2 separate regions of the Homo sapiens genome follow, and region 2 is linked to region 1. Evidence: chromatin loops called from intact Hi-C (ENCODE). Cell type or tissue: heart left ventricle. All regions are shown on one strand. Links, peaks and the distances in the headings refer to the core of each region. The heading gives the core; the rest is flanking DNA.

Evidence for each region. Peaks named below come from ENCODE experiments on the same cell type or tissue, not always from the same donor. Only the 100,000 strongest peaks of a DNase experiment are listed, where the experiment ranks them.
Region 2: a loop joins it to region 1, with 2.9 times the contacts of the local background. A loop is called at or near these places in 3 of 110 quality-filtered maps.

What each region holds. Positions count from the first base shown.
Region 1 is chr11:79,253,027-79,268,699 of GRCh38, reverse strand. The region is part of intron 2 of TENM4 (teneurin transmembrane protein 4); the gene reads left to right. Among named protein-coding and RNA genes, the nearest start is that of MIR708, 140 kb to the left of the region's middle. RefSeq lists an enhancer at 5,447-6,012. In heart left ventricle, for the core only: a CTCF peak has its summit at 8,680 (motif pointing right); a DNase peak (open chromatin) is centred at 5,389; H3K27ac peaks cover 785 bases.
Region 2 is chr11:79,057,626-79,073,298 of GRCh38, reverse strand. It overlaps TENM4 (teneurin transmembrane protein 4), which reads left to right. Exons shown (of 34, transcript NM_001098816.3): 5 at 3,290-3,577; 6 at 8,292-8,561. The coding sequence starts at 3,355. Among named protein-coding and RNA genes, the nearest start is that of TENM4-AS1, 28 kb to the left of the region's middle. RefSeq lists enhancers at 2,994-3,550, 6,047-6,613, 12,617-13,117, 13,118-13,618. In heart left ventricle, for the core only: a CTCF peak has its summit at 9,923 (motif pointing left); no DNase peak of the experiment used is centred there.

The DNA.
Region 1 (15,673 bases), core at 4,256-12,255:
GAGTGTTGTTTTGTTTAACCTCAGCTGGGAACTTTGCACCTGATGAGTCAAATTTTTCACCTCTTTATGCATGGTCCACAAATGACCATGATAGTGTTGGGTTTGGGGTTACAAGTACATTTCTGGGAATAGCAAAATTCACAAATACAATTTTGTGAATAGGTAGTCCATGAATAATAAGGACTGACTCTACCTTATTTCATTTACATCTCACTCATGCCCAAAACTCTCATGTTTTGATATAGGAAAGTAAGATTTAAAGAGAAGAAGTGACTTGTCCAGTGTCAGATAGCTGAAATGTGGTTCATTATATTATACTTGGGTCAGTTAACTACAGCCCACAGGCCTGTTGCCTGTTTTGTAAACAAAGTTTTACTGAAACACAGTCTATTCATATACATATTGTCTATGTAGCTGCTTTTGAGCTACAATGGCAGAGCTGAGTAGTTGCAACAGAGGTCATATAGCCCACAAAGCTTAAATTATTTACAGCCCAGCCCTTTAGGGAAAAGTTTGTTGACTCCTGTAGTACTCCAGATTTTCTCTTTGAGTTCACAGTTGAGAAAGTTCTCTCTTGTCTCAATACCAGAATTTTTTGTGCTTTTCCCTGGCAATTTGTCTTTCCCTCTTGAACACTGGGAATTTTATACCTGATTATATTTCCTTCTTTACACTGATGTTAAGAAGTTTAAAGCCTAGTAAAACTGCAGATTCCTAGCACTCGCTTGATAGGAACAGAAAGGATCTTCCATTTTGGTTACACTAGCAGGATGTTAGATTGTTTTGGCACAGTCAAAAACTCAAACAATTTATAGGTGATACAGGTGTCTGGGATTTTTCAGTAATGAAGTGGTACATCTGGGGCAGGACCTGGGCTCTGTAAGAATCATAGTTTTCCCTAATGAGACAAATACCTACTTTCTGTGAATAATCTTTTTGTTTTCAACAAACTACAGTTTATCAAGAATTTATTATGTGCCAGATACTGGCCTTAAGTGCTAGTCATACCTTATATAATTTATTCTCTAAGGAATATATTGTATAGGTTAAGAGAGTCTATACCATGGAGGTAAAGATGATTATCCTCTTTTACAGATGAGGAAATGAAGGACCAGAGATGTTTTAATTTGTCTAGGTCACAAAGCAAGGAAATAGGAGATTTCAAATTTAAAGCCAGGTGTGTCTGACTCTAAACCTTAGTCCCTACTATATACTCCATTATTCTATATAGTTTACCTAGCATCAACCTTTATCTTTCCAAATCTCAGAATTAGAACTATGGGCTGAACAGTGAGGCATTTCTGGCATTCTTCTCATATTAGGACATTCATCTTTGGATTTGAACAGGGTAAATGGCCTCCACAGAACAGTGGGGCAGGGCAGGTGCAGGGACTATGTCAAGAGTAGACATATGGAGATTGACAAGAAGGCTTTGCAATAGGCCAAGTATGTGATGATGATGGGCTGGACTCTGGTGCTGGTAGTGAGTTTGGAGAGGCATGTGTAGGTTGTAGAGCTGATTAGAATTAGAACTGACAAGATTCAGTTCTTGATTACATGTGGATGGTGAGAAAGGGAGAGGAAGGTGACAAACAGGTCTCACTTTGTGGCTGGAGTAACTAGGTAGATGGTGGGGCCAATCATGAGACCAGAGAAGAAGCGATTGTGGAGAGAAGATGAGGAGCTTTGTTTTGGGTGGGTGAAGAATGAAACTCCTATAAGATATCCAAAATGCTCACTTGTGAATGTGGTAACCTTTATCCCAACGTGTTTTGTATCTCATAATTTATATATATGCCTGTCTCTCCCATAAAACTCTGTGGTACTGAAGGGCAGAGATCCTTCTGCTTAATGATCCTTTGTTTAATGCACGCAATGGCTTCAATTTGTTTTTTATGGTTACTCTTCTAGACAATTCTGAAAGTCTTATCAGTCTCCTTGGTCACTACTAGTGTGCCTCTAAAAAAAGCAAAAGTCATGCTTTGGCCAATTCAGAGCTGCCTCTGTCTCTATCAAAACCAATAAATACCTGCTGCTGCAATGTTATTGCACCTCTTAAACTCTTTAGTGCACAGCGTAAGTGGAAGGTTGTAAAGACTCTGTTAAGGGAGCCTCTACTGATACTAGTAGCAAAGATAAGGGCCTACTGACACCAGTAGCAAAGATAAGGGCCTGTGCCTTTCAGAAGGATGGGCTCTGGGGCACAGGAGCTCCTCCTGCCTGTATCATTCCTCTTCTTCAACATCAGCATAGTGAATATTTATTGAACATCTGGGCATTAGGATGATGCAAGGTACTTTTTAGCAGAAGCAGGAAAGCTCCATAAAAGCAGGCATTTTTGACTATTTTGCTCATTGCAGTATTCCCTGTGCCTAGAGTGTGCTTGGTATGGTTGACACTTAGTAGGTATGCAGTAGATATTTGTTGAGAAGATTAAGGAATGTATAAAGATACTTCCCTTGATGCGTGAGATCTATCCATTCATCTAACATTTACTGAGCACATGTCAGATCTTGAGTCAGACCTTGGGAACACAGAATAGATCAGCCCTGCACTCAGTAAGTCTTATGACGTAGGCCAGCTGGTCAAAGGATCACAGTCATTCCTGGGAGAAGTGTTACAACAGCAGTAAGAGCTGAGTGCCGGAGAGGCAAGTGGGAGTGCTACTTACTCCACCTGGGAAATCAGATAGGGCTTCCCAGAAGGAGGTAGCATTTAATCTGGGTCTTGAAGGATGAATAAGAGTTCTGAGAGTAGGAAATGAGAAGAAAGGCATCAGAGAGAGGAAATCTTTGTGGGAGGGAGCTGAGACAGTTGCCATGGTCATTTACAAGAAAATACCCTGGGTAGAAGGTGAGAGACGGGAACAGATAGCATAACCTCCTAGGCTGAGAGAAGGACTAGGTTTTTAATCCAAAGCCCTGTTTCCTCCCCATCTCTCATGCTGTTTTATTATAATCCTACTGGAAGATGAGAAGCGAGAAAGATAGAGTTTATTGATAGGAGAGAAATGTTAAAAAAAAATCACACACAAGGCTGACATGGATATATATGTGAAAAGTAGATGAAAGCAAAATGGCTCAGAGCCGCACACTCCAATGGAAATATAATATTTTTAATTTTCTAGTAGTTGCATTTAAAAAAATGAACAGAAACAGGGGAAATTAATTTTAATCATACATGTAACACAATCTATTCAAAATATCATTTCGACATGTAATTTGTTTAAAAATTTAAGAAAAATGTAAATTCTTGTTTTCACTCTAAGTCTTTGAAATGTGATATGTATTTTACACTTTGGATGAGCCGCGTTTCAAGGGCTCCATAGCCACATGTGGCCAATGGCTGCAGTATTGAACAGTGCAGGCCTAGACTCCTAAAGTCTTTATCACGCAATGTGAAACTGAAGAACCAAGGAATGTCCGAGACCCACCCACTCACCCCTTCATTCATGTGCCTAGGGCTTCTGATATAAAGTCAAACAAGAAATGGCCTGTGTCACCAGGGAGCATGCAGTTTCATGCATTACAAGGCAGTGAGCTAGCCATCTAAAAGGAACTGAGATCTGTCAGTTTGTCCGGGGTCTCAAACTGAGGGCTGTAGGCTGTGTGTGCCATTTGATTTTTCCTGTACTGTATCTCAAAAAACATTCTACCCAGGCAGGTGTTATGCTTCGTCTACAGGCAGCTGAACACCTTTGGCCCCACACCTGGCTGCCTCCACTCATTAGGTTGCCTGCAGACCCTCTGCAGACATTTGCCTTTGATAACCCAGGAACAGGTGTCTCTGAGAAATCCTAAGTGTTGACAAGACCAGAGGTATAAACAGAATGGACTTAGAGGGCATCCAAGTCGTGGTTTGCAGCCCCTGCTTATGTTCTAGAATCACCTAGAACAGTTTTTGAACATACTATTTTGGGACCCCACCGTCGGAGATTCTGATTCCATTGGTTTGAAATGGGAATGGGATCCAAGTATTTTCTACAAGTCCTACCCTGTGATTTTAGTCCCATTTCCAACGTGTAACTGCTGGGAAACCACGGCCCAGAGATTTTGTTTGTTTGGGCTGGGGTCACGTAGTACACCAGCCTCCTAATCCCAACCCACTGATGTTTTCCCCAAACAACACTGAGGGGAAGAGGAGGCCCTCAGAACCTTCCTTGAATATTCAGGAGGTATTGCCACACACCCAGAGCTTAGAGCAGGGGGACGGGAATCCGTTACTGCTGTGTTGCCTCTTCAAGAACAAAGCCCTTGTCGGTTTACCACTCTGGGAAGATTGCCAGGCTCAAGTATTAATAATAATCCCTTTGTTTTGTAAATGCCTTATAATTGCATAAATAAAGCTTACTTTCTCTTCTTTAATGGTAATGAGCCTTATTTGGCTGATTGGTTGATTAATAATACTCTAATTCCACTAGTGACAAAACAGGAAGGCCAAAAGATAGATGTTGAGCCCGGGTAGCTTGGGATTGTAAAGCACCCGTGCCGGCCATGTTTTCACTGCTCCCGTGGTATCTCAGTGAGAAGGATAGCCTGGTTTCTTCACAGTCGGACACTGATAAGTAAGAGCAATGGTCAGCATCAGCAAAACGGCGCTTGCAGTTCCTACTTGAACATCTCTTTTTTCTCATTACACAATGTCCATTCTGGAAGACCTAAGGAAGATACTACAGTTGACTCTAGATCAAAGTGGGTTTGAACTGCATAGGTCCACTTAATACACAGATTATTTTTAAACCAAATGTTGATGGAAAATACCATATTCAAGGGATGCGAAGCCCCGTAGGCCATGCATAGGGAGGTCTAGGCCCACTTTTCTCATATGTGGTTAAGTTTGCACAGATTTCAATAAACTGGAGGGTGTGTTGGAATCAGTTTCCCATATATACCAAGGGAGAGCTGTATTCGTCCCTGGTTTTAGTAGCATTAACAGTGGTGCTGGTCCTGGGTTACTAGGGTTACTGTTAGACATTGGAAATTGTGATACTGATTAAAACTAATCATGTTTACTACTTTCCATTGGCTACCTGGACATTTAGGGGCAAACCTGCATACCACCTGCAACAAGTGTGAAGGAGTTCTCAGCAGACATTTTCTGTAGTAACAACAGCTCACATTTTACTGAGCATTTATTGTCTACATGGACTCTTTGCACCTTTCTTTCTGCAAACTCCATGTTTCTGGAAAAACTAGAGTGCACGTCTCACTTTTGTAAAACAAGCAATGTTCTCAATGCCCTTGGGAAATAAAGAAACTCATTTGAATTGTAGATTTTTGTGCTGTACATAATGACCTCGTTACTTCACCATGTTTGCGGTGCCATTTGCTGGTTTTTCAGACTCCCCCTTGACTTACAGACAAGGCCAGGTGGGCCCAGCTGCTGCCTCTGAGTTGGCTGTGAACTCAGCTTCCTTCTTCTCAGCCCAGCAAAGTCTCTGCTCTTGCTAGGAGTCAGACGGCCAGAGCAGAGCCCTGACGGGGCCCACAGTTGTGGACAGCTTTGCACTGTCATGCACTGGCCCAGAGACAAAGGGAAACGGGAGGGCTTTTATTGGTCACCTGCCTCCATGCATTGGGTTCCTGATAGATAGCAGATGGAGAGACACGGGAGTTAATGAGGTCTGCGTTCTGGCCAAATGCTTTCCATCTTCCTCTCGCCACTGAGCCCATTGGAAAAGAATGTTGTGCTGGGCAGGTGGTCAGGGAGAGCTACAAAAGCTGAGCTTTCAGCAAAGGTGTTAGGGAAGGGAGAGAGATAGCATGCACTGATTCAATTCGACTCAATTCAGGGAATATTTATTAAGCACTGCCTCTATTAGTCACCTATATGTATCATCTCATTTTTTTCCTCGAAGATATCCTCCCATGTAATTGTCATTATCCTCACTTTACAGGTAAGATACTTAAAAGACTCAGAGATATTAAGAAATGTGTCTAGGATCACACAGCCAGCCTAAGGCTTAGCCGGGATTTGACTCTAAGTCTTGTTCTTTAAACCTAATACACCAAGCTGCTTCTCCAAGCACCTCTGCCACTTGCTGGGTCACACATTCCTTTTTAAATTGTTTTCAGAGTTACATCTTGAGGTCTCATTTCTGAAGCATCTCTTCTTGCTGTAGTGAGGAAATGGGGTTGGGAAAGAGACGGATCTTCAAAGACTAGGGGAAATGGATGGAACGAGCAGTTTACAGTTATAAAATTTGTTTTCAGTTCTAGCAAGGGCTAGTAGTAATTTAGTCATCAAGACTGGCGTCCACTTCCTTTGGGGCTCCCTACCCTGAGCCAGATGTTTTTTGTTGAATCTGGTAATTTTCAAAGAAGAGTCCAGATTGGAGTGTCAGACCAATGGCTGGGCTCTGTGAATAGAGCCTGTGAAAGAACACAGGAAAAGCACCCATAAACTGTGCACTACACAGCACTTTGCAACCTCTCAGCCTTTCCATGCCCTCTCACAGCAGCCCAGTGAGGCAGGCGTCATTATTGACCCCATTTTGTGGGTGAGAAAACTGAGCCTCCAAGACTTTCCTGGGTCCAGTGCAGAGCTGGGACCCATCGTGTCTCAGAAGATGCAGGTGGCGCCTGGCACGTGATGGGTACTCACACACCATTGAAACTTCAGACTCCTAGCTCTGAGGCTTTTGTCTTCCATCTTATGGTCTCTGCCTCAAGAAAAGTAATCTATCCCGAAGGCTATTTCTTCAAAATATAAGAAAATCCTTACAGGGCTGTGATCTCATGTTCCTCCGCAGGCCCCTTTGGCATCCCCATGGACCATGCATATGACTTGCTTTCATCCATCCAGAGGTTATAAGAAACCAAATGTTGGCAGCATAACATCTTTCTTTGGAGGGACTCAGAGGCCTGCCCCAGTATTTGTCTCTGGGGGTCAGGAAAGAAATTTGAGAGGCTGCAGAGGAAGAAGCCACTGGCTTTGTTTTGTCAAGATCTGTGCTTTTTAAATGGTTTCATCTCCAAACACATAGCGCTCCTCCTCCTAAAGAAAAGCAAACCAAAAAAATTGTAGAAGCCATCACGTCCTACAAAACCCACAGCTCTCTCTCTCTGTATATTCCCAGCCCAGCCTCCAGACCCAAGGAAGGTGGGAAGAGCTGTCCCCAGGGGTTCCTGGTGTGGGGTTCCATATAGAGCCGAAGATACTGTGGGGGCTCATTCCCAAGCCAAGCCAATCTATTTTAGGACATTTCCATCATCCCCAAAAGAAACCAGGATGCTTCCCCCAGCATTTCATGGAATCACAGCAAGCATTTCTTGAAGGAATTCACAGGAACAGGCCTAGCATGGGACCGGGAACAGAGTTTGTGTCTAATGAATGTCCATTCCACAGCCCCTGGAGCAGGGTTTGGTACAGGTTTGTGGGGTCAGATCTATCAGCTTTCCCCACACACAAGCATGGAGGCTACCCTGCTAGTTCAGCTCAGTTTTTCTGCAGAGGTCGATCTCCAGGTATGAAATTATGTCTGGACCCAGGGTCAGGGGGTCGTACTTCCCAGTGAACTTTCCACACAAAAGGTCCAGTCTCCATGGCTCAGGTCAGAAATTACCCACTAGACAGCCTCCCTCTCCAACCTGCCAGGTCAAGGCAAATAGGAATACTGCCCCCTGTGCCTCATGGCAAATTGTCACTCAATTATGGCCACTTTAGAACCCAGGTTATCACAAATTGACTTGGCTGATCTCTCTAAATTGCCTCATTTTCATCTATTTCTTTTGCTCTGTTTCCAAGAAGAAATTCTGAGCTCAGGAAACATCGTTTTCATAGCCCAGTTGTCCCTTTGGTCAAGGAGTTGTAAGAGAGGGGAATGAAGTGGGTTGGGGGAAGATTTGGCATTATCTGGGGTTGGATCCCCAGAAGAACCTCAGGCCAGTCTGTGTCAGGAGTAGGGAATACTGGGCAGGTGGGAGGGCCCTTTTGGCAGTAATGAGGTACAGCCTTGGAGAGCCTTGAGTTGGCACCGGAGGCGTGCTGCTTGAGGAGGAAGAAGGGAGTTGAATTAAAGCAAATGGTAATTTATGGAGTCCACAGTCACGAGTCCACTGAGTCCCTCTACCGCATACTGGGCAACAGGGAAGAACAAGGCAGATCTCCTGCCCCTGAAGAGTTCTCTGGTCAGAAAACAGACAGACCTAGGTTCCCTGGTTCCATTACCTGAAGTAAATCATATGCCTTCTTTAGCCTCAGCTTACTCTTCTGTAAAGTGGAGCTAACAATCTCTATTTTTTAAGGTGATTGTAAAAGCTAAGTAAGATAATATATGCCAAGTATACATAGCACATGTCCAGACATATGGAATGTGTTCATTAAAGGGATGTTCTTACTATACTGCTGATAAGATGTAGGTGAGGCATCCTGGGGTAGAAATTAAGGAAGCACTCGCAATCAGGGTGGAGCCATCACAGGGTCAGCACTCAGTGCCTCCTGAAAATTTTTACCCTTGGTGCCTCGCTCACCTTACCCTAGTCACAACTCTGATGTTAAGTAATGATTGAAAGTGACTATCGGCTCACCGATGCCCTTAAATGAAGTTATATTTTGTCACAACAATATCTATTCTCACATGAGAAACAGATGTACAACTATGTTTGAGGCACAATGTTTGTTCATTCTACAAAAAAATTGTAACCTCCATATAAAAAGCCACTTCTCTCCACCACCCACAGCCCTCCAGGTGGCAGTGCTCACTGTATCCCACTAAGTTGATTATTAACAGTTTCCTGCATCACATAGCTCTTTAACTGGTAGGTCTGAGAAGTGGCCATAATAAGATGCTCAGAGCCCAGGGATCTTGTCAGCAAGCGATGTGATATTAACCCATCTTGCGTGACTACAGTAAATGACAACAAAAGAGAGTTGTTGAGATTTTTTCTCTTTTAATTGCTTGCTGGTACCTAGCGCCATAGTGAGTACATAGTAGATGTTTAATGGATACTTGGTGATTGAGTTCATGGGTATAGGGATGGATGGATGGGTGTGCATGGATGGATGGATGGATGGATGGATGGATGGATGGATGGATGGATAGATGGATGGATGGATGGATGGGGGAGTGGATGGGTGGAGGGATGGATGGATGGATAGGTGGATGGATGAGTGGATAGATGCATGGATGAGTGGATGGGTGAGTGAGTATATGGGTAGGTAGGTGGGTGGATGGATGGATGGATGGATGGATGGATGCATGGATAGATGGATGGATGGACAGATGGCTGGGTAGATGAAGATAGATAGGTAGATTTCATTAGAATGTATGTTCTAGGAAGGAAGGAATTTTTACATATTTTTTTCATTGATGTATGTCCAATGCCTAGGACTTAACATGTAACAGATAGTAAATATTTATTGTTGAATTAGATGGATAGGTGGAGGAAACAGTGTATGAATGGGTAGATGCACAGATAGATGAATTCATACTAGTTTACTTTTGAACAGTACTTTACACTTTACATTCTGTATCTTATTTGATCCTTGACCAAGCTGTGCAAAGTAGTCTGCGTAGGTACATAACTGATGAAACCCTCCTTTTGGCCAAGCAATATTCTCATTATGGCACACCTACTTCTGTCCTAGGAACACCCTCCAACTCCTTTGAGAAATACGAGCTAATTCAACACTGAGCACGTGACCTAGTGCACTGTAATTCTCTGCATTGTGAACCAAATATGTGTGATCTTCACTATTTTGGAATGAACCAGAAGAATGAAGAAACTATCCCTGGCCATACAGCTAGTAGGTGGGGGGGGCCAGGACTGGAACTCAGCTTCAGATTGCTCATCTCGGGCATGTTTTTCTTCAGATGAGCATAAAGATGATTTGCCTGCCTAGAGAGGTGGGCGGCTTGCATGAATAAATGACAGACACATCATTCTAGTGAGCCAGGGAGCCGGTGGGGGAGCACTTGCTTAAAAAGAGACAAACAGCTTTGCCTGAGCCTCCCTGGTTGAAATAACTGCATCCGCTTAAGCCCCTGGCTCTGTTAGCAGACAAGGATTATGTGATGTGCTCAGAAGCCCAGCCATCTATTGGTATTTAATGCATTCACTGTCAGTAAAGATTCCCTGGTGCAGGAGGCTGATAGGATTTAGAGATGCAGGCAGGAAACTTCTCACATTTGGAAACTGGTGTATTACAAGTCAAGGCCACTTTCACTTACTGCACACTTGACCTTGTGAAATAAAGCCCTGTCCTGGCCCTTACCAAGGAAGGATGAGAAGTTGTATAGAGTTATTGAAGGGGGCCAGCCTTAGAATTCACAAAGACTTGAGTTTGAATGGAGGCCCCACTGCCTACTAGCTTGGGGAGGCTGGAAAATGGAAGAAAGTAATGCTTTCTGACCATCCATTGTATAATAGTCACCTGTACCAGTGTGGAGATGCATTAATTCACTTAAACCTTTGGTTAGCCCTGCAGAATGTAGATGTAGTTGTCTCCATTTTACACATGAAATCAAGGCTCAGAAAGGTTATGCATCTTGTCCAAGGTCTCATCATCGTAACTAATAGAGAGGCCTATTTATCTGACTCCAAAGGCCTATTTGTCTGACTCTAAAACCCTTTCCATCTCAGCACATGACAAGACACCAAACCCCTCTCCTCTCCCCATTAATGTAAGGGGGATAACACCAAGTTTTCCACCCAACCTGTCTGTACCATGGATTGAGTGAACCCCTCACCTCGCAGGTGTTTGCAGGAAGAAGGCTTAAACTCTTGCACCTGAGCAGACTCTCATTCTGCAGGCTGTTTTCACCATGGTGCTGGTGGATTCTCACGTGACAAGTCTTTTGAACATTTGCCAGTACCTCAGCCCTTCTAGTTAAAACCACATTATCTATGATGATCCTTAATGATAGCATTTGTGGAGTCAGGATGCTCTTTGGTCTCAAGTTCAGTTTGAAATTTCCCCTTCTGAGCAGCAATGTGGTGGCCTTAATAATGGGCCAGTGTGAGATTCTGTGTGACCTGCTCTGATAGCCTGTGTATTCCTTTTTACTCCAGAAACCTCTACTAGAGGAGGCTCTCAACCTCCCTGGCAGATGGTTTGGCAGCCTGTGTGTCAAAGACACGTGTCAACTATTTCTAGTTTATTAACTTTGTTGCATTAGCTGTGGGCCCCTCCACCCTCCACCCTTCCAAGATGCAGATGAAAAGAAGCAAGTGGATCAGTATTTGCTGGCCATTGTTTCTATTAGGCTCAAGGAGCACCTCTGGCTGGTGTCCTCTCCCTCTAGCTGAGGACATTTGCACCACAGCCTTGGTGAGCTCCTGGCACTAGATTCAGTCTTTACCTGAAACTGGAGGTGATTAAGGAACAGCATCCTGAATGCTGAGTCTATAGGAGTTCATTGAACTATTATCTCTACTTCTAAATAGGTTTGGGAAATTTTTTTTTAATTCTTTAAGAAGTGGCATAACAACCCTTTGGGACACAACATTCAGATTGAGAGGCTACTAGGCTGGCCCAGACCTTGGGCCCCAGTCTGATACTTGAGGCCTAGTTCCTTAGTACACTGAACAATGCCCACCATGATTGGTCCATATGTGCCCCTCCAGCCCATCTCCTACCACCTGCATGCATCCTGTGCTCAGGCCACCTCTTCTGCCTGGAATGCTCCTGCCTTCCTTCATTCACTGCTCTGTCTCTCATATCCACAACATGCCCACTCCTGCTTATCCTTTAAATTGCAGCTCAGTGGTTGCTTTCTACAGGAAGACTTTGTCACTGATCCTGACTAGATGAGGAGCCATCTGTTATGTCTTGCTCATCTTGGTCACTCCACAGGCCCTTAGTAATTGCACAGTGACCAGATGGATGGATGAATGAGGACATGATTAGTAACGTAACTGAGTTTCCACCTCACTCTCAAGCCCTATTCCCAGAAAGCCCTATCACCCAATGAAAGCCTGAAATCTGAAAGTCTCCTGTGTGAGGCTCAGAGTCCAGGAGCCACAAATGAGACAGGACCTTTAAAAGTTAAAATCCAAGAGACAAAGTCATTGATAAACAGCAGGATTCCTAACAGGTCCAGACAAACCTGACATGGACAGTCTTAAAGATCCAGCCTCTGAACCCTTTGAACTCTGAGATGGAAACTCAAATGGTTCTCTTGTAGGTGACACCATTTTGCAGATTCTCACTGATTGCTTTGGTTTCCCACTGGTGAAATCGAGTTGTCAGATCTCCAAGCTTTGGCACTGGGCAGTCCTGGCTTGGGATTCTGGTTCTGCCAGTGCCTGGTGATGTGGCCTTAGGCAAAGCAGTTACCCTCTTTCAGCCTCTCCACTTCCCTGGAAAATGAGGACATGAAATGCTACAATACATGGCAAGTGTGGGGAACTGATAGGCACTCAAATGGAGTAACTGAGGAGGGTTGAGAGAGGAGCAGGGTTTCAGAAAGCCGGTGAGATAGCGCAGCACCCCAGGATTAGCAACACCAGGAAACTGTTACTACCCACTAGGCCTAAATAGGAAAGGGCAGGAGTAGTTACTGAGAGCTATGGCTACAGGAGAAGATGCTGGACAGCAGCCATGCCTTAGGTAGAAGAAAGAAGCCACTACTAACAACTATAGCCTAGCAGGGAAGAGTTGGGGGAATAAACAACCCAGCCTCTCTCTTTTCTGTCCTCTGAGGCTGGTGGCTCCAATAGCCTAACCCTAACCGGAAGTCAAAGGGAAAAGAATTCCATTGATATCACCCCAAAAGCTCAGCCTCCTGGGGCACAGAAAAGGGCAGCGAAGGGTAGAGAAAAGAGCTGGAGGAGCAAAGACTGTCCAGCCCAGCTCTGCTCTGACACACAGTGCTTTCTCAGGACAGGCCACTTTCTCTTACCTTATTTACATCTCTACTTCAATAGAGAAAGGGACAGAAGAGAAGATTGAACAAACCTGAGCTTTCCTTAGAGTCTTAACAAGATTGTGTTAGGGACAAAAGTTGAAATGGAAAGAAAGAATAAAGGATTTTTAATTTTGATTATCTGTGGATTTCTTTTATCCATGTTATCTCTTTCTGCCTGTAGCTGGGATAATTGAAAACTCATTGGCTTCCCTAACTTTAGCTATTCAATGTGTTGAATGCACATCAAAGGTGTTTTTGTAAGGAGCTGTATGCCGTCATTTTTAATTAATTTTAAATTCAGTTTTACATTTGATCTAATAAAGTCAAATGAATCTTTATTGTTCAGATATCACTAACTGGTGAAATAGGTCAGGCTTTCCAAGAGGAGTTCTTTGAGCTTCTTTGCATGTATAAATATCTTCTGCCAGCCGACTCTAGGCTCTAAAGGATACCTGGCTGCAGGCTTGCAGGGATCTATGTAAGACACGGAGGCGTTAGGAACATGAGAGGCCGGACTGAAAAGACTGTGTCAGCATCCCATGCATTTCACACACAGGTCCTTCTGTGCACTGGGCACCATGCTGGGTGCAGAGTGTAAAGGAGACAGAGGGGTCACCTGTACTCTGCAGCTTAGTCCCACAGGAAAATAAACTTGGACACTTGAGATGGAAAAATAGGCATCTTTATTTTTCCTCTTCAACCTCCCTAACTGTGGGGAGATTTGCACCACGCCCCCAATTCTGCGGTGAATTCCAGACCTTTCTGGTCACCCAGCGGGGCTGCTGCCCATGCCCCCACAAGCCCAGTGGGACCCTCTCACTTTGGGCTTCCCATCATCTGCAAGGCATATGACGCCCTTCCAGAACTGGGAAGACTTTTCCTTTGTCCCCTCCATGGCTCTCAAGGATGCATGGAAAAGCTTCTATTCTACCCGACCTCCACTGTCTCCTTCCACCTCCCAAGCCCCAGTTTCTTATTTTTCTGATTATTCCCAGGGAAGAACAACTCAAGCTTGTCAAATAAACCCACTGGGGTGATTGACACTATCTTTCCTTCCAGATCCTTTCCTGTACACCAGCTGCTTGTGTATGTGACTCTCCTCCACTCTCACCTCACCAGCGTGGCATTGAACACATTATATAATATTAACACAATATTATAGTCAGTTGCAGCACTTAATATAAGTGATTTTTGATGTGTGCAAGGGTAAGGAAAACAAAATGGCCTTTAATCTCATTGCCCCAGTAACTCCTGTTGACTTTAAAAAATTGGATGTGCATGATCAGAAAGTACAGAGTCCAGAAAGTCAGAAAAGAACGCGTGACTTGTCTTAGCTCCTTAGCTGCCTCTCTCCAAGGGTGGCCACAGCAAAAGAGTTTTCTGCTATTCTTCCGTAAAAGAAAGTGTAGGCTCATATTTTATTTATACCAAAGAGCCCATTTATCCTCTGTTCTTGGGTTTTCCCTTTGACAACGTACCTAGGAGGTGTTTCACTATCAGTCCTTACAAAACTAATTACTCTTGTTAACTGCTGCATATTTTTCCATTGTTGAATGTGCCATACATCGTTTACCTCAGTCTCTGCTCAAAGACACTTACGTTTTTCTAGTTTTTTGCTGTGACATATGCCTATCTTGGCATGTTTTGGGGGATGGGTGTAAGTGGAGAGTAAATTTCTAATAATAGAATAAATGAGCCAAAAAGTTTTAAATTTTGATAGGTATTGATTGCCAAATTGACCTACAAAATAGTTTCACCAGTGGACACTCCCATCGACAGCATATGAGGATGCCCCTTTCCTGTGGGTAAACACTGGAAAATTATCAAGCTTTTCCATTTTCACCAACCTGATAGGGAAAAGAATGTAATTTCACTGTTGTTTTGATCTGCATTTCTTTAACTATCAGTGTGACCAAGTGTCTTTTCATATGTTTACTAGCTGTTCGTATTTGTTCTTCTGTAAATAGAATATTCATATTCTTTGTCTATTTTTTTCTACTGGATTGGAGATAAGTTTGGTACTTTTATGAAACCAAAAGAAGTTCATCATCGATTTTATTTCAGTTTATTTTGAGATTCTGAATCAAATGGGGAGGGATGAAGGTCTAAACGTCTTCATCCTCTCTTACTTAAACAGGGAAACCTCTGTAGCCTCTTGGACGGTCTGCCCATTCCCACCCCACAGAAAACAGGGCGATTAATTATTTAGGATCCCATCGGTTCAGAGGAGAAGCTGTACCAATCAGACAGTTCCCCAGCAGCTGCTAAAGTACCAGGCACTAAGACGCGGATCAGCTGTGGGACTCTGTGTCATCCATTTAGATGAGGGCTTCCTCGACTGCCTATTGTGAGCCTCCGGAGGTCACATCCTTGACATCATCTGCTGGACCATGAAGATCATCAGCATGCCAAGGAGTCTGACAGGCTGCGATTATTTTCCACTCCAGTGCAGTGTTTGTTTGTTTCCTGGCATGAAGGGGATTTGTTTTCCCGGCAAGCTCTTTGTGCAGCAGACACCTCATAAAAGGAAAATAGCCTCTTTGGGAACATTGATGAGTTTGCTCAGGCCTTACGGTGGTCAGGCCCTGAGTGTGAGTTTGAGTGAGTGCAGTTTATGTTTTTGGCCCCAGTGGATGGGCTGTTATTCCTTTGTCTGTTCATCCATTAATCCAACAAGCATTTGCTGAGAAGCAATTTGGTACAGAAGTTAAAAGTTGGGGCTTCACAGACAGAATAAGCCTTAGTTGTTGAGTTTACTTTCGTGTGACACTGGGTAAGTTGCATTCCTTCTTGGAGCCTTTGTCTTTTCTTCACCGTAAAATG
Region 2 (15,673 bases), core at 5,248-13,247, 200 kb after region 1:
TGGCTCAGCAAGATGGAAGCGAGGTGAGCCAGACTGACAAGAGCCTTCATTTTGACCAGGAAGCCAGAATTGACCCCAAAGGCTCAGCAGGGCTGCTAGAGGGCATAAGCAGGACAATAGCATGACCTGGGCCTCAAAAATTCCCCTGGCACAGCCCATACAGCAGTTATACCCATTTGCTGAGTTCAACCTCAGGATCACAATTTTTTCTCCACCATGCCAGGGCCATGTAACCTTGGGCAGCATACTTAACCTCACAATTTCTCATCTGCAGTTTGCAGAGAATCATAATACCTATATCACAGGGTTGGGGTGAGGATTAAAGATGTTATATATAATCATAGTAAAAGCAAGCAATAATTAAATATTAGCTACTAAGAGTCTATTAGCTATATTGTTCAAACCATTATTAATATTATGAGTTATTAATATGAGTTATTAGTGAGTCATATTAATAATGGCTAACATTATGGAGTACTTATGCTTATTATTATCATCATCATTATTGTCACTCAGGGGTTAGAAGTAAACAGGCAGAGGCAGCAGTTGCCATAAATCCTCATTCAAATTATACCAGAATAGTGCTTTGCGTTGAAAGCCAGTATTGGGTTGTGATATCAATTTAGAGTTATAATCAGTCATTTTTTAAAAATGAAAGAGAATGAGATAGAACATATCAGAGTGCATTTCTCATCATGCAATAACTTTTGTGAATCTTTTGTTTCTCTTTTATACATGTAAACACACACATTCGCATACATCAATGTGTGTAGTGGGTCATTATGTAAGATATTGTAATTTTTTTTTTTTTTTTGAGACAGGGTCTCACTCTTGCCCAGCGGGGAGTACAGTGGTACCATCACAGCTCACTATAGCCTTGACCTCCTGGGCCCAAGCTATCCTCCCGTTTCAGCCTCCTGAGTAGCTGAGACTATAGGCATGTGCCACCATGCCTGGCTAAATTTTTGTTTGTTTGTCTGTAGAAACAGGGCCTTGCTGTGCCCAGGCTGGTCTCGGACTCCTGGCCTGTAGTGATCCTTCCACTTCGCCTCCTAAAATGCTGGGATGACAGATGTGAGCCACCCCATGCCTGGCCATAATATGTTTTTCTAATTATGGACTGCAGTCAAGAAAGTTTTTAAAACCCTGGAGTAGAAGGTACTATCACTGATCTTCCCTTGTGGTCCTGCTTCTCAGACACTCAGAGGACTATCATCTTGCCAGCTATTGGGAACACTGAGCATCAGGATGGCAGAGCTCAGAGCTCTGGGTTTGAGCCTCAGTAATATAATTTGATTTCTGTGTGTCTCGAGTTACACCCCTTGCCCCAGCATTAATTTCCAGGGATATTTTGAGAATCGGGAACCAAAACAGTGTCAACTATTCATCTTAATTGGATCTAGGTATAATCCCGAGGCATTGCAGTCTATGTAGTTAGTGCCAGCTTTGCAACTAACTCACCATGTGGCCTTAGGCAGGAGACTATATGGCCCTGGGTCACTGTAGCTTCATCTATAATATGGGGATGAAAATAATTGTAATCTCTACTTCACAGTTATTGTGAGGCACCAATAAAATCACAAATGTTTGCACTCTTGGAAAAACGGGCCAAAGAGCTACCTCTGATGTCCATGGTCAAAGGCAGAATTTGGAAACTACGAGCCTCAGAGCAAATTCAACTCAGAAGTCTCTTTTGTTTGGCCTGCAAAGTATTAAAATTAAATAATAATAATGGATCAACATTTTAAAGTCATAGCTTTTATATCTAACTCCAAATTTCCAGCTTGTCTTAAAAATTCACAAGACACCCCCACCCCCCAGACACTCCCACCCACACTCCCACTTTGCAGCACAGGCAAGCACTTGGACAGACCCACCCTCCCAGCTGTCAAGGCCCCACCCTGGACACTGAGATCTGATGTTGGCAGCATTTATCACAGCTCTTGCTCTGTTGTCTCTCTAATTGGATAGTGAAGCAGGGGAATGTCTTGTGTACCCATGCTGCTCTGAAAGATGGAGCAACAGAAAGCCAGAACTGAGCAGGTTGTGTTTCATAAAAACTAAGTGATGCCCTATGTCTCTGCGGAGGATATTCTGCTTTCCTTCTGTATTGAGCTCCTGGCCCTGTATGGTTGTGTTTGCTACCCCAGAGCTCAAAGAAGACATTTGGAGGGAGAAAGAGGGTGCTATCACAACTCAAAAATCCAGGGGTGTCAGTGTAGGGCAGAAGGGTCAAGATGGGGAAAAGAGGAGAAAGGGCTATTAGGAGCTTCCCACCAGTCAGACCTTCTAGCAACACCCAGATGGATGGGGCAGACACTGTGCTGCCCAGTGCTGACGGTGGCACTGAGGAGATGGGCAAGTCTGGAGGTGAGGGACATTCTCTGAGTAACTGGAAGGGCACTTTTGTGTACTAAGAGTAGGAGGGAGACGTCTCAGGGAGGCAGAATGGAATAGGAAAAATGCAGGCTTTAGAGCCAAACAGATCAGAGTTCCAATCCTGGCTTTTTTACTTGACACCTAAGTGACCTTGAAGGGGGTTCCGAGTCTCAGTTTTCTCATCTGTCAGATGGGGATGGTTAGCTGGTTAATTAAACACATCTTTATTATGCGCCTACTGTGTACCAGCCCTTGTTCGAGGTGCTAGAGACCAGGAGTGAGCAGTACAGGTAAAGTTTCTGCTCTCATAGAGCTTACAGACTAGCAGAAGGAGATGGGCAAAAAGCAAATAATTATATAATCATCTGGTAGTGGTAAGTGTGGGTTGGTTGTTTATACCTTAGCTCGTTTCCAAAAGAGGTTGGAGAGAGTAATAACATCTCAGAAGATATCAAGATTTACTAAGATAATATATGCAAAGTGCTTACCCCAGTGTTTGCATGCAATCATTCATCTCACAGATTTTTAAGGAGCCCTGGGCCAGAGCTGGGTCAGGCCCTGCTCCATGTGGGATGTGATGGGAACCAAACAGGCTTGGTTCCTACCTAGGAATATTACTAACCACCAGTGCCCTTTGGCCTTTGCTGTCAGCTTCCTCGGTGCCCATCACTGGAGGAGGCCTCCTCAAGGTGAATAGGCTAAGTAGCAAAAAGGGCCAGGATTTGTAATTAGAGGTCCTGGGTGCGACTTTCCTTTGCCACTTATGGGCTGCGTAGTGGTGGAGCGGTACCCTCTCCTCCACTGCCTGGGGTTCTCTGTCCACAGGGCTGCAAGGGTGAATCCAGGACCAGGATGAACCCGGGAATGTTCTCTGCCTCTCACGCCCTATCTTTGGTTTCCCTGGCTCTAGACCACTCGGCCCTGAGTGCGGCGAGGACCCTGTTTGTGGATGTGGAGGAGCGCGGGCCGGAGGCCATGGACGTGAAGGAGAGGAAGCCTTACCGCTCGCTGACCCGGCGCCGCGACGCCGAGCGCCGCTACACCAGCTCGTCCGCGGACAGCGAGGAGGGCAAAGCCCCGCAGAAATCGTACAGCTCCAGCGAGACCCTGAAGGCCTACGACCAGGACGCCCGCCTAGCCTATGGCAGCCGCGTCAAGGACATTGTGCCGCAGGAGGCCGAGGAATTCTGCCGCACAGGTAAGGACAAGGCCGAGGGGGCGGGCCTCAGGCGCAGGTGAGCTTGGCTCAGGTAGGCATGGGCTCGGGTGGGCGTGGCGCAGGTGGGCGTGGCACAGGTGAGCTGGAACACCAGTTGGGGTGCCATATCAACAGCAAGTTTCTGCCATTTGGGCACTTGGACCTGGTAAAAAGCCTGCCCTGTAGTTCATTCTTAGTTCATTTATTTTCTCGCTCACCCACTTCCCTGGCATAGTGAGGTGGTTAGGAGCTGGGCTCCAGTGTTTGTCTACCTGCCTAGAGTTGAGTTAGGCTCCCCTCTAAGCCTCAGTCCTCAACTGTTACATGGCCGTGAGAAGCCTCCCTAGTGCACTGAATTGTCCTGAGGACTTAATGAGATGGCCTTTAAGTGGTAAGCCTGATAATACCAAGTAAGCGCTGAATAAATGTTAGTTCCTAGTTTTGCTGTTCATTCAACAAACATATTTAGCAGTTTCTTTGTGTCAAGCCCTGTGTGACCTTGAGAGGAAGACCTTCCCGAGATGGTTAGACATGAAAACTTAGTAATTTGTAGGATATTCTGGTGCCTGGCTCCCTCTCCTGCACTTTCTACCTACAGTAGTCCCCAAAGCCTATCCATCCTGCCCCAGTATTCAAATCCATTCTTCTTAGCCATTCCCTCTGATACTTCCCAGTGCAAACCATTATCATTTTTCTTGGAGGATTAACCACAACCACCCCCCTTCACCCAGAGCTGCCCGCCTCTAGCCATTCTCTGTACTGCAGCCAGATGAAGCTTGGGGGTGACTCCCTGTTGCCCTTAAACTGAGCTCCCCCTAGCATAGAACTCTTTCCCCAAATCTGTTTCTGTTTTTCTAGACTTTTTTTGTCCCCTAACTCTCCACACTCCACCACTCATGGGCCAGCCCTGCTGAACTGCTCAAGTTTCCAGACCTGCCATGATATTTCTTTCCTACCCTGGTGCCTCGGTGATTCCTGTTTTTCTGCCTGCAGAGGCTTGAGCCCTCTTTGATGCCTGTTGGGTCATGACCAATGCCTGACAATTTGTGCAGCCCACCCTGATTTGCTCTGCCCTTCTCCCCCTTCACAGACAGGGTCAGCTGAGCACTGTGCTATGTAATGTATATGCATTTTGACAGTGTTATTTAATTCTCATAACAACCCCAGGGTGAATCATTTGCCCAAGATCACAGAGGTAAGAGGAGCTGGCCACACACACACACAGAGCACACCTATGACCTCTTCATTTCCATTCTCTCCCACAGGCCTGTATCCATGTGAAAGCTGACCTGTTCTGCCTGTGAGGCTTGAAAAATGAGCAGTCCCTTTCCCAGCTTATGGTTAAGGCTCCAACTCTGGCATCAAACAGACCTAGATTTGAACTGTGGCTCTGCCATTTTTAGTATTCTCAGCTACTTTACCTGTGCAAAGGGATAAACAGTACCTAATAGGTGGTGAGGATTGATGAGAACTATAAATGAAACACTTGACACCAGTACCTGGCACAGAACAGATGCTTCAGAAATGCTGCCTGTTATTCATTGTCATCTCTGGATCTCACTGAAGAGAAGAGACAAAATGGTCTCTGAAAGCTTTTCTTTTGCTCCGTCCTGTCCGTAAGTGACAGAGCTCAGTGAGCCCCGGTTGGCTTGGACCTAGCACATGAGGCTCAGGGAAGGGGCGGCTCCTTGTCTTTGTAAATAACAAATAAGCATTCTCATCTCATAGGCAGGCATGTGCGTAGCAGTTTACAAAATACTCTCCTTCAAATTATCACCCTGGATCCTCAAAAATCCTTTGAAGGTAGCAGGTCATAGATTATCATCCCATTTTAAAGACAAGAACATTGAAGCTCAGGTGATCACAAGCCCAAGATTGCACAGCTAGATGTTGAGTGAGATGGGATGTCAACTCATGCCCCGGGCCTCAGAAAAGAGGCCAAAAAGGACATAAAGCAAGTAAACCATGAGGACTTCTTAAATTGGATGAAGTAAATCTTCCAAACTCACACATCAGAGGAGCTGACTGGCTCAACAGGATCATGGAACCCTTAGAGTGAGCCCTTACCTTGCATTTTCCTAGGAGTTAAGTTCCTAAGACATCCTAGTCCCGAGATGTCTTAACTCACTTGTATTGATGCTGAGTCTGGCTGCTTAAAAGGGCATGCAGGACAAGCCAGATGGAAATCAATGCAGCCCAGGCTGTTTGTTGCAAATAAATTTGATTTTTCACTTAATGTAAGAGTCATTCTTCATAACACGTGAGTGGCTTCTCTTTGAGAGGGCCGGCCGAACAGAGCACAGATAGAACTGTGGATGGGGACAGGGGGCGAGAGCAGGACAGGAGAGAGGAGTGTAGATCAGAGAGCGGCCAGGGAGTGTGATACGCAGGGAGAGCAGGAAGCCGACTGAGGAATTTAGGCTCTAATTTGGCATTTTCTTTTTCTTTGAAGGAGAGCAAAATCGGAGGGCAGATTGGAGTAGGGCACGGAGGAGTGGTATGCAAAATACTTAACATCTGGTTGGCCCAGCCTCTAACCAATCAGAATGTCTGCCTGGCCACTGAGCAGAGCCCACGGGCTTCTTTTATGCCTGGTCCGCGGACATTAACCCTTTGTTTAGTAACTGGATCATGAGGAGATTGGGGGTATTGGGAAGGGGCTGGAACAGCCAGAGCAGAGGCTGAAAGGCACTGGGTGTGGAAGGAGGCACTGAGGTGGCTTGGCACAAGTTATTTACCAAGCTGTGTGGAAGTACTTCATGACTGTAACCTGGCATCAAGGCTGTCCCAGCCTGAGCCAGCTGAGTAGGAGGCCTGAGATACACCTCCACCCACCACCACAGCCTAGCATAGCAGCTTGCATTTCAGCAGCACCCCAGCTGGTCTCTCCTCCCCGCTTCCTTGTCCCCTTATCTGTTGTCCAGAGTACTGCCAGAGTATGTGCTTGTGTGTGTGTGCGTGCTTGTGCGTGCGTGTGTGCATGTGCGTGCGCGTGTGTGCTCGAGTGTGCATGCGTGTGTGTGCTCGAGTGTGCATGCGTGCGTGTGTGTGCATGTGCATGTTTGCACGTGTGTGTGCACTTGTGTGTTCATGTGTGTGCGCACGTGTGTGTGCACGCGCGTGTGTGCTTGTGTGCATGTGTGTGTGCGCGTGCACGTCTGTGTGTGTCTGCATGTGTGTGGTTACCTAACTTTTACAGGGCACCTACTCTGCAGCAGGTGTGATAGGTGTTGGATTCAGATAATTAGGACACACCAGGGGAGCACAAGTTTATCTGTAAGAGTGAGACACACCATTATAATAAGATGGCGTCTCTGCTGGCTCGCCTCCTACCCCTCCGGCAGTTCTTTCTTGCTTTCCTTTGCAGGCTTGTCCTATTCAGTCCTGGCCGAGGAGGCCTTTAAAGCTTGGCCATCCACCTCTTCTGCCTTCTAACTTGTCATTCTCCACATTCACTCTCATCGCAAACCTCTCCTCTAAGCTCCTCACCCCAATATCCCACCTTCTGCTCCTGCGCTCCCAGAGCACTCTGTGGATCTCCCCATTTTGAACTTGCACACTTAATCATGTGTTTGGTTGTGTCTCTCCTACCCGCCAGAGAGTTCTGTAAAGTTGGGCACTGTATCCTATTCACTGCTGTATCTCAGTACAGGCCCAGGGCCGGCATGAATTGGTTTAAATGTGGGTTCTGCCTGATTATAACTCCAGTTCTCCAGATCGTCACGTTAAGTGGGATCTGACCCTTACTGACTTTGTATACTCCCTCTTCCTTTTCCCTGCAACACATTCCTGGGAATACTAGAAGTACAGGAGAAGCTGTCCCTGAATAGACATTGAATTCACATGCAGGAGTGACAGGGAGGCTAGTTTTCCATGAAGTCAGCATTCTCTTTGTCACTCAGGTACTACTCCTAGGTGACCTTCTCTTACCCAGCCTCTGTCCTAGGCATTGCCAGGCCTGCCCAAGCCCTCAAGAGACCTGTCTCTGCCAGTTCCCCATCACAGACCCACTTGGGATAAGGAAGCAGCAGGCAGAGCCTTTTTCCTGGTGTGAGGCTGACTTTTCTCTGCCAGTCCCCATCTTCTTCACTCTCAAGCTTCAGGCTTTCTTGACCTGGCCAGAAAGGAACTTCTGGCCCCAAGGGAGACATTTAGATCTCATCGACTGGGCTTCTGCCCTGCTCAGGACTTGCTGAAAAGTCCTCCCTGGAAAAGGAGACCTGAAGCCCTCAATTCATTTTAACAAGCATTTATTGAGCCCCTTCTGAGTACTGCATTTTTGTTCTAGGGAAAGAGATTTAAGAATAAGCATAAGCAAAACATGGTGCCTGCCCTTGCTGAGGTCACCTCCAGCAGAGGGGTAGACCCTTAAACAACTCTACTGTGCAGTATGACCAGGCCCAAGGACTCTGGAAGGAGCTTGGAGAAAGTGAAAATGAATTCTGCACAGGTGTTGGTATTGGGGTAGACTTCACAGAGCAGGTGCCATTTGAGTTGAGGCTTAAGGGAAATGGAGGGTTCAGGCTGATGAAGAGGGGGCAGAAAAAGCCCTCCAGGCAGAGGCAATCACTTGAACAAAGGCATGGGCATAGAATGCCACAGCAAGTTCAAAGAACGACAGTGAGCCCTGGGGTAAGAAGGCCAGGCTTCAGGCAGAGGCAGACGCAGACCTCATCTCAGTGCCCTAACCAAGTTCACCTGTGTTTCCTCCCAGGTGCCAACTTCACCCTGCGGGAGCTGGGGCTGGAAGAAGTAACGCCCCCTCACGGGACCCTGTACCGGACAGACATTGGCCTCCCCCACTGCGGCTACTCCATGGGGGCTGGCTCTGATGCCGACATGGAGGCTGACACGGTGCTGTCCCCTGAGCACCCCGTGCGTCTGTGGGGCCGGAGCACACGGTCAGGGCGCAGCTCCTGCCTGTCCAGCCGGGCCAATTCCAATCTCACACTCACCGACACCGAGCATGAAAACACTGAGACTGGTGAGTGGCTGGTTTGGTCTGTGCCGGGTGCCTGGGTGGTGGGGCTGGGGTTTTATTTATAATATTGATTTCCTGCTCCACTGCCGGGGCTCTGGTGAAGTTGGTGAAAAATTGCTTTACTCTCAGGGGTCAAATGTCAGAGTCTCTTGGAGAGTCACGTGAAATGCCCACCCATGAGTGACATGCCAGAGATTGGGTCGCTGCTCTTTGCTTCCGGATTAGGGAGGCGCCTAAGTCTCTGGGTCATTGCTCATAAGGTGCCTGTGTGCAGGGGAGCAGAGAGGGCATGGGGCAGTGGTAACAGATTCCCCATAGTTTATCCTCCATCAAATCAGCAAGGCCTGGTCCTGCCTGAATCCTGCTCATGCCATCTCTAGCTCCAGGTGCTCAGCTGTCCTGGGCAACCTCTAGGAACGCTGTCCCACATCAGCATCTTATGTTGTTCAGAGGATGGCTTCCAAACAAAAACTGTCATTTGGGGATAACTTGAGGTTTAGGGAAGATGTTGTCAAAGGGTACAGCGTTTCAGTTAGGAGGAGTAAGTTTTTGAAATCCATTGCACAGCATGGTGACTATAGTTAATAATAATACATTATATATTTCAGAGTTGCTAAAAGAGTAGATTTTTAAATATTCTCACCACAAAAAAATAAGTATGTGAGATGAGAGATATGTTAATTAACTTGATTTAATCGTTCCACAGGGTATTTAGGTATCAAAACATCATATTGTGCCCTATAAATATATACAATTATTATCTGTCTATTAAAAATAAAAAGAAAGTAAAAAGACAAAAAAAAATAAACTTTAATGATTAAAACTTGAGGCTTTGCTGCAGCTTCCCCCTGATCCCAGGACGTGCCAGCTGCACACTCATTATTCCACTCTCCTCCCTGAGGCTCGTTCCCAAGGCCTGAGAGAGGCTGTGGGAGGAAAAGATGACACCTGGTTCACACACCTCCTTTTCATGGTGGAGGAAAGGGGGCCCAGTTTCAGCGTCTTCCTCTTTCTCCCTTGGGACCTTGCTGGCAGAATTCTGAGGGGCTCTGAGTCGAACGTGGTCCTGCGTGGAGACTATTGCCTGGGGGGAATCTCCCCTTCTATATATTTCATGCCCTACCAGCCCTTGGGCAGCTTTGCTGAGCCAGGTCAGCACCGAGGTGGGTCCTGCTGGGTTCTGGCAGCAAAGGAAAGAGTGGCAGAGCCCAGGAACAGCCCCAGCACCTGGAGGGCTGTTTCTGGGAAGCCCAGTGAAGAGGAGGCCTGCTGGTGCTTCCGCACGACAGCCAGCAAAAGGGTAAGGGGAGGGCAGTCTGAATTATTAATAGAATAGGAAGCACCTAGCCTGGTGCCAGTGCCCCCTGCTGGCTTCTAGCTTCAAATGTAGATCCTCGTGATTCCTGCCCGGGATTCCCCTGGATCAGGGCAGGGACCAGGTCAGAGATGAGGCTTAGAGGGGTTAGTCTCTGAAGAGGAGGCTCCAACTGAGTGGTGCAAAACCAAGATTGATCCCCAGATTGGGGATGGGCAGGAGACCACGCACGGTCAGGGTCAGGTGGGGGAAATGTATCCCCTTAGGGTCCAGAGTCCCATGTGGCAGAGTTCCAAAGGTGCATCCTGCCACCCCTCCCAGAGGACTAACATGTTCGCCTAGGGAGCCTGTGTACTTGTCTAGGGGTGGGAGGGTGGCAATTGCTTGGGTACTGGGTAGTGGCTTAGCACTGTCACTCTCCGTTGGTCCCCAGCCAGCCCTGTGAAGGGGCCGATGACCTCAGTACCAGAGGAGTTTCCCTCTCTCTGGTGGGAAACCACCCACACTCCCTCACCCACCTTCCCAAGGCCATACCCAGCCAGCAACCCTGCTTCTCCCCACCCCGACCACGCACTGAACTTGAGCATTAAATTGAAGGGCAGTGCAGGGCCTGGCACAAAGAGAATAGGGTCTGTGCCATCACACCACAGCAGGCAGGGAGCCTCAGTTCTATTACTGGTCTAGGGTGTGGCATGGGGTAAATTGCATCCTTTCTTGGGACCTCAGTTTCCTCATCTATAAAATAAATAGTTTAAATGAAATTAGCATCCCCTGATCTGAGAATGTTAGTTCTTAGATGGGGTAAGGGGCTGTTCTGTGGTCAAATAATGTAGGAAACACTGAATCAAACAAACTTAAACCACTTTCTTTACTGCAGGGCTTCTTAGAGTTTTTAAGATGTTAATGTGCATGCTAATGGATAAATTACCAAGGGAGGATGTATGCAGCATTCCCCAAATCAATTTGACCACAGAACTCTTTTATTCTCAGAGCATCTGGTGGGACCAGTATTCTAATAAACGCTTTTTGGGTCTAGCTGAGCTAAATGAAATGACCTGTAGGCCCTTCCAGATGTAGAATTCTTGGATCCTAATTGCATGCACAAGATGAAGGTGTGCAAGAGGAAAATGATAATAATAACAGCATTAATACTTAATAGTTGTATGGCTGGGCATGGTGGTTCAGGCCTGTAATCCTAGCACTTTCAGAGGCTGGGGTGGATGGATTGCTTGAGGCCAGAGTCCAAGACCAGCCTGGGCAACATGGCAAAACCCCATCTCTATTAAAAATACAAAAATTAGCCAGGCATGGTGGTGCACACTTGTAATCCCAGCTACTCAGGAGGCTGAGGCAGGAGAATCACTGGAACCCCAGAGGCAGAGGTTGCCATGAGCCAAGATTGCACCACTGCACTCCAGCCTGGGCAACAGAGCTAGACTCTGTCAAAAAAAAAAAAAAAATAGTTGCCACCGATTATCTCAACCTAAGCACAGTGCTAACTGCTTTAGCTATATTATCTCATTTACTCCCCCTACAACCCTTTAAAGAAGGTTTTATTATCCCCATTGCACACAGTAAGGAAACCGCAGCCCAGAGAAGTTAAGAAATCTGCATAGGTCACACAGCAAGCAAAATGAGATTGGAACTCAAGCCTACATGACTCTAAAATCTTTACTCTTACAGCCCTAGTTACAGTGAGTTCCCTCTGTAGCAAAATACTTGGGTTATTTGTTCTTTTGAAGGCTTCTTGCCATGGTGACAAATGATCACTTAACATAAAGTCATGACAGAAAGAGGTGCACACTTGCGCACATTATTGTATATTCCCTGAGAGCTGAATTACAGCTGAATTAAGCCTCTGTTGGGTGATAATGACATATTAATCAAGCCTGAAGAGTTTCAGCCTTTGATAGTGGGACAGAGAAATGGCTGCCTGCTCCCCTGGCCATGTTGTCATTTCTTTGTGATCGTCCATTTCCCCACTGGCCACAGAACTCAAAGCCTCACTGTACTCAGGGTAGACGGGTGGGCAGAGGAGGTAGGCAGATGAATCTAATAAAGGGCTTCTGTTTCCCACATCCCTTCCAAGACTGGACTCCCTAAACCTAGACTCCCCATAGGTGCCCAAAGGCTGTCTACTTGCTCCTGGTTAGGAAGTTACATTAACAGCTTCGTTATGCGGTACTCAGATCTAAATAATGACAGCAATCATGGGAATGGCTCCCTTTTATTCACTGATTAGGTTCAGGTTCCTCTTACACTATTATCTCCCCAACTTATAGCGGAGGAAACTGAGGCACAGAGAGATTAAAGGCTGTGCACAGGGCCACATATCTAGTTGAGCTGGAGCCAGGCTCTATGACAAAAGTCTTGGTTCCTTTTACCCTGTCTCTCCCTTTTCTTTTACCTTCCCCTTCTCCCATCTTTCTCTAGTTCCCACTGACCTCAACAAACCCCTGGGCCCCAGCCAGACCTCTCCTTTTCTTGTGATGAGAACTCGGATCTCACCATCAGAACAGGGCTCAGTTCCACTGGACCTGTCAGTGAACACATCACAGTGTGGTCACTTCTCAGGGGTAGAGCAAAGGCAGCAACCTCATGCTATGGGCCTACCACTGTACATGTGCAATTGCCTTTAATCTCCCTGGCAACTCAGTGGCATTCCCATTTGCCAAATGGGAAACCTGAGGCTCCAAACTGAGACACAATAGCCTGCGAGTCAGCAAGTTGGCAGAGCTTATATTTGAAGTCTGGTTTCTCTGAGTCCTTTGCCTGCCTCCATTTGAGTCTGCAGGCGTCCTCAGCTCTCAGTTGAGGCCACCAAAAATGTGCAACCAAGTTCTCAGAGATCCTTACCAGATAAATGTAAAATGTGAAGCATAACCCCCAGCAACCTCCAGCCACAGGAACATTTACTCTGCCTCCACACCCTGCCTTGCATTAGTCAATAGTAATTGTCAACAGTATTGATAGCGGTAGAGGCTTTTGCAGAGGTCACACTGATGCTGCATGCAGCTGCCATCAATAATAACTTTTATGGGGTCCATTAAAGACAATTTCTGCCCCTGAAGGTTAATGTCAGCAGCTTTTATGTCACTGCTTAATATCTAAAATAAATACAGAATTGACTGGGTAATGTAAACACAAATCTTCCTACTCGGGGCCTTCAGGCAGAGCCAGCCCTCAGGCCTCTCCTCCCCTGCCGTGAGAGGCCAACAGGCTGGGGGTCGGGAGGCAGTGAGAAGCTGGCCTGTCAGGAACAGTCGGCATGCAATAGATGTTTTTTAGAAAGCAGAGGTTGCAATTCAAGCTTCGCTCCCAAGCACTGGGTCAAGCTGACACAGTGTCTTTTGTGGGTTCATTCTGTAATTTGTCCCACAGCTATGCTGAGCTCCTTCAGTGTGCAGCATGATTCTAGGATGTGGACTCTAGATGACCGGTGAGGGAGGCAGGGCTGTGACCACCTTGCAGCTCTTTAATAGAGGTGCAGCAGGCAGTGTTGCAGAGTGGAAAAAGAATGCTAGTTTCAGAGTCCAATGTGGAGACCTGGCCTCAAGTCCTGGTTGCCCCAGTCTAAGCTCTGAGATCTTGGGCAAGGCATTTCACCTCTTGGAGCCACAGTTTTGTCATTTTAAAAAGAGCACATCAGTGGTTAGCAGGAACTAAGAAGAGGCTGTTGGGGAGTTATTGTTTAATGGGTACAGATTTTCAGTTTGGGATAATGAAAAAGTTCAGAGATAAGAGTAATGGATGCACAACCATGTGACTACACTAATGCCACTGAGCTCTATTCCTCAAAATGATTAAAAAGATTAACTGTTATGTATTTTTCACATGATAAAAAATTACAAAAACAGCATGCCATCTTCCTTCCTTGAAGTGTTGCCGTGAGCCTGTACTACAGCATTTGTGAAGCGTCAGGTCTGTGTTGGGCCTTAATTCACGGGAGCTATTAATATTAATTTTTTAAGAAGCTGGATGATGACAATAAAGGAGCAGTTCATTTTGCCCTGAGGGTGCAGAGGCTCATTCCTTCATTCCACTCATGTTATGCATGGGGCTTGAAAGCCTAGTAGGATTTCACTGAGTGTGAGGGATCTGAGAGAGGCATTCCCAATAGAGACAATTGCATGACCCAAGGCTTGGAGGCACGCAGAAGCATGATGGGTCTGGGGAACAGTAAGAATGTACATGATTTAATCCCAGAGGCAAATTAAGAAACCTACTTTGAAAGGAAACAATGAAACAGAATCACAGTTACCCCTGCCCCAAATTGTCAAGCAGCCTGGTGTCAAAAGGGAAATTATTGGTTAACCTAATTAGGCAGCCAAATTGCTCATTCAGAGTCAGTAGATTAGGTGAGCATCTCCAAAGCACAGTGAGAAAGGAACTCATTACCAATTAACTCCATTTATCCTCTGCTCTCCTTGGCCCCATACCCAAGAGACTTGGTTTTAAAAATCTATAAGAATATCTATCATTAAGTCCCAAAGTGGTCAAAATACTGCAGCAACCCAACTCATTGTACAATGGGACACCATCTTCTAGAATGGGAAGTTAGGTCCCATCCACTAGGGTAGGGATTGGGCCCCACATTTGATTACTCTGCTGCTTGCCCCCAGGCTCCCAAGAGGACTGAGGAGAGCCTGGTAGAGCCAGAGCCTCTGAGCCTCTCGGAATCTGTGAGCTAGAAAGAACCTTGGAGACAACAAGCCCACCAACTCTTAACCTTCCCTCATTTTCTAGCCAAGGACACAGAGATTTGGAGCAGTTAGGTTATCTCATTGAAGGGTGCATAGCTAGTAAATGTCAGAGCCAGGGTGTGAATCCAGATCCATCCTACTACAGTGTCCATTATCCTTTTTTTTGTTTTTTTTTTTTTGAGATGGAGTCTCACTCTGTCGTCCAGGCTGGAGTGCAGTGGCACGATCTCAGCTCACTGCAACTCCGCCTCCAGGGTTCATGCCATTCTCCTGCCTCAGCCTCCCCAGTAGCTGGGACTACAGGCGCCCACCACCACACCTGGCTAATTTTTTTTGTATTTTTAGTAGAGACAGGGTTTCACTGTGTTAGCCAGGATGGTCTCGATCTCCTGACCTTATGATCTGCCCGTCTCAGCCTCCCAAAGTGCTGGGATTACAGGCGTGAGCCACCGCACCTGGCCCATTATCCTTCTTGACCACCGTGTTCTACAGTCTTTTTTGTTTTATAGAGACACGTTCATGTTAGCTCAACCCAAAAAATATAGATGCTAGAGATGCTTCTAGCTATATCCAGAATATAAACTTCTTTGTCAATATTAGAAACTTCCAGAAAAGAAATTGAACCCATAACCTATTAGAAATGATCAGGACCCAGAGATCATACTGGGCCACTCTCAAATTATGACATGCTAGAAAAATGACATTTGAAGTACATGTTTTAGAGGATTAAGAGAAATATCCCATCAGAAGGTATCTGAGAAAGCTTTATGGAAGAAGTGCTGGCCCCTAGGTTTTGAGGGCTGGAAAGGACTGTAACAGGCAAAGAGGGGTAAGAGGGGACATTCTATGTGGGCAAAGCTTGGGGGTAAACCAAGAGAAGGTTTGTCATATGAGGCTAGGACATAAGCGCGTGCAACTGGGAATAGGGTGGCAGAGTGTACTAGGAGGTAAGGTTTGCAAGTTAGCTGGATTGTCTGTCATTCCACAACTATTTGTTGAGCACCTACTATGTACCAGGCACTGTTTTAAATACTGGGGTTCCAGCAATGACCAAAGCAGACAAAACTGCCCCCTCTCATGGAGATACATTCTAGTGG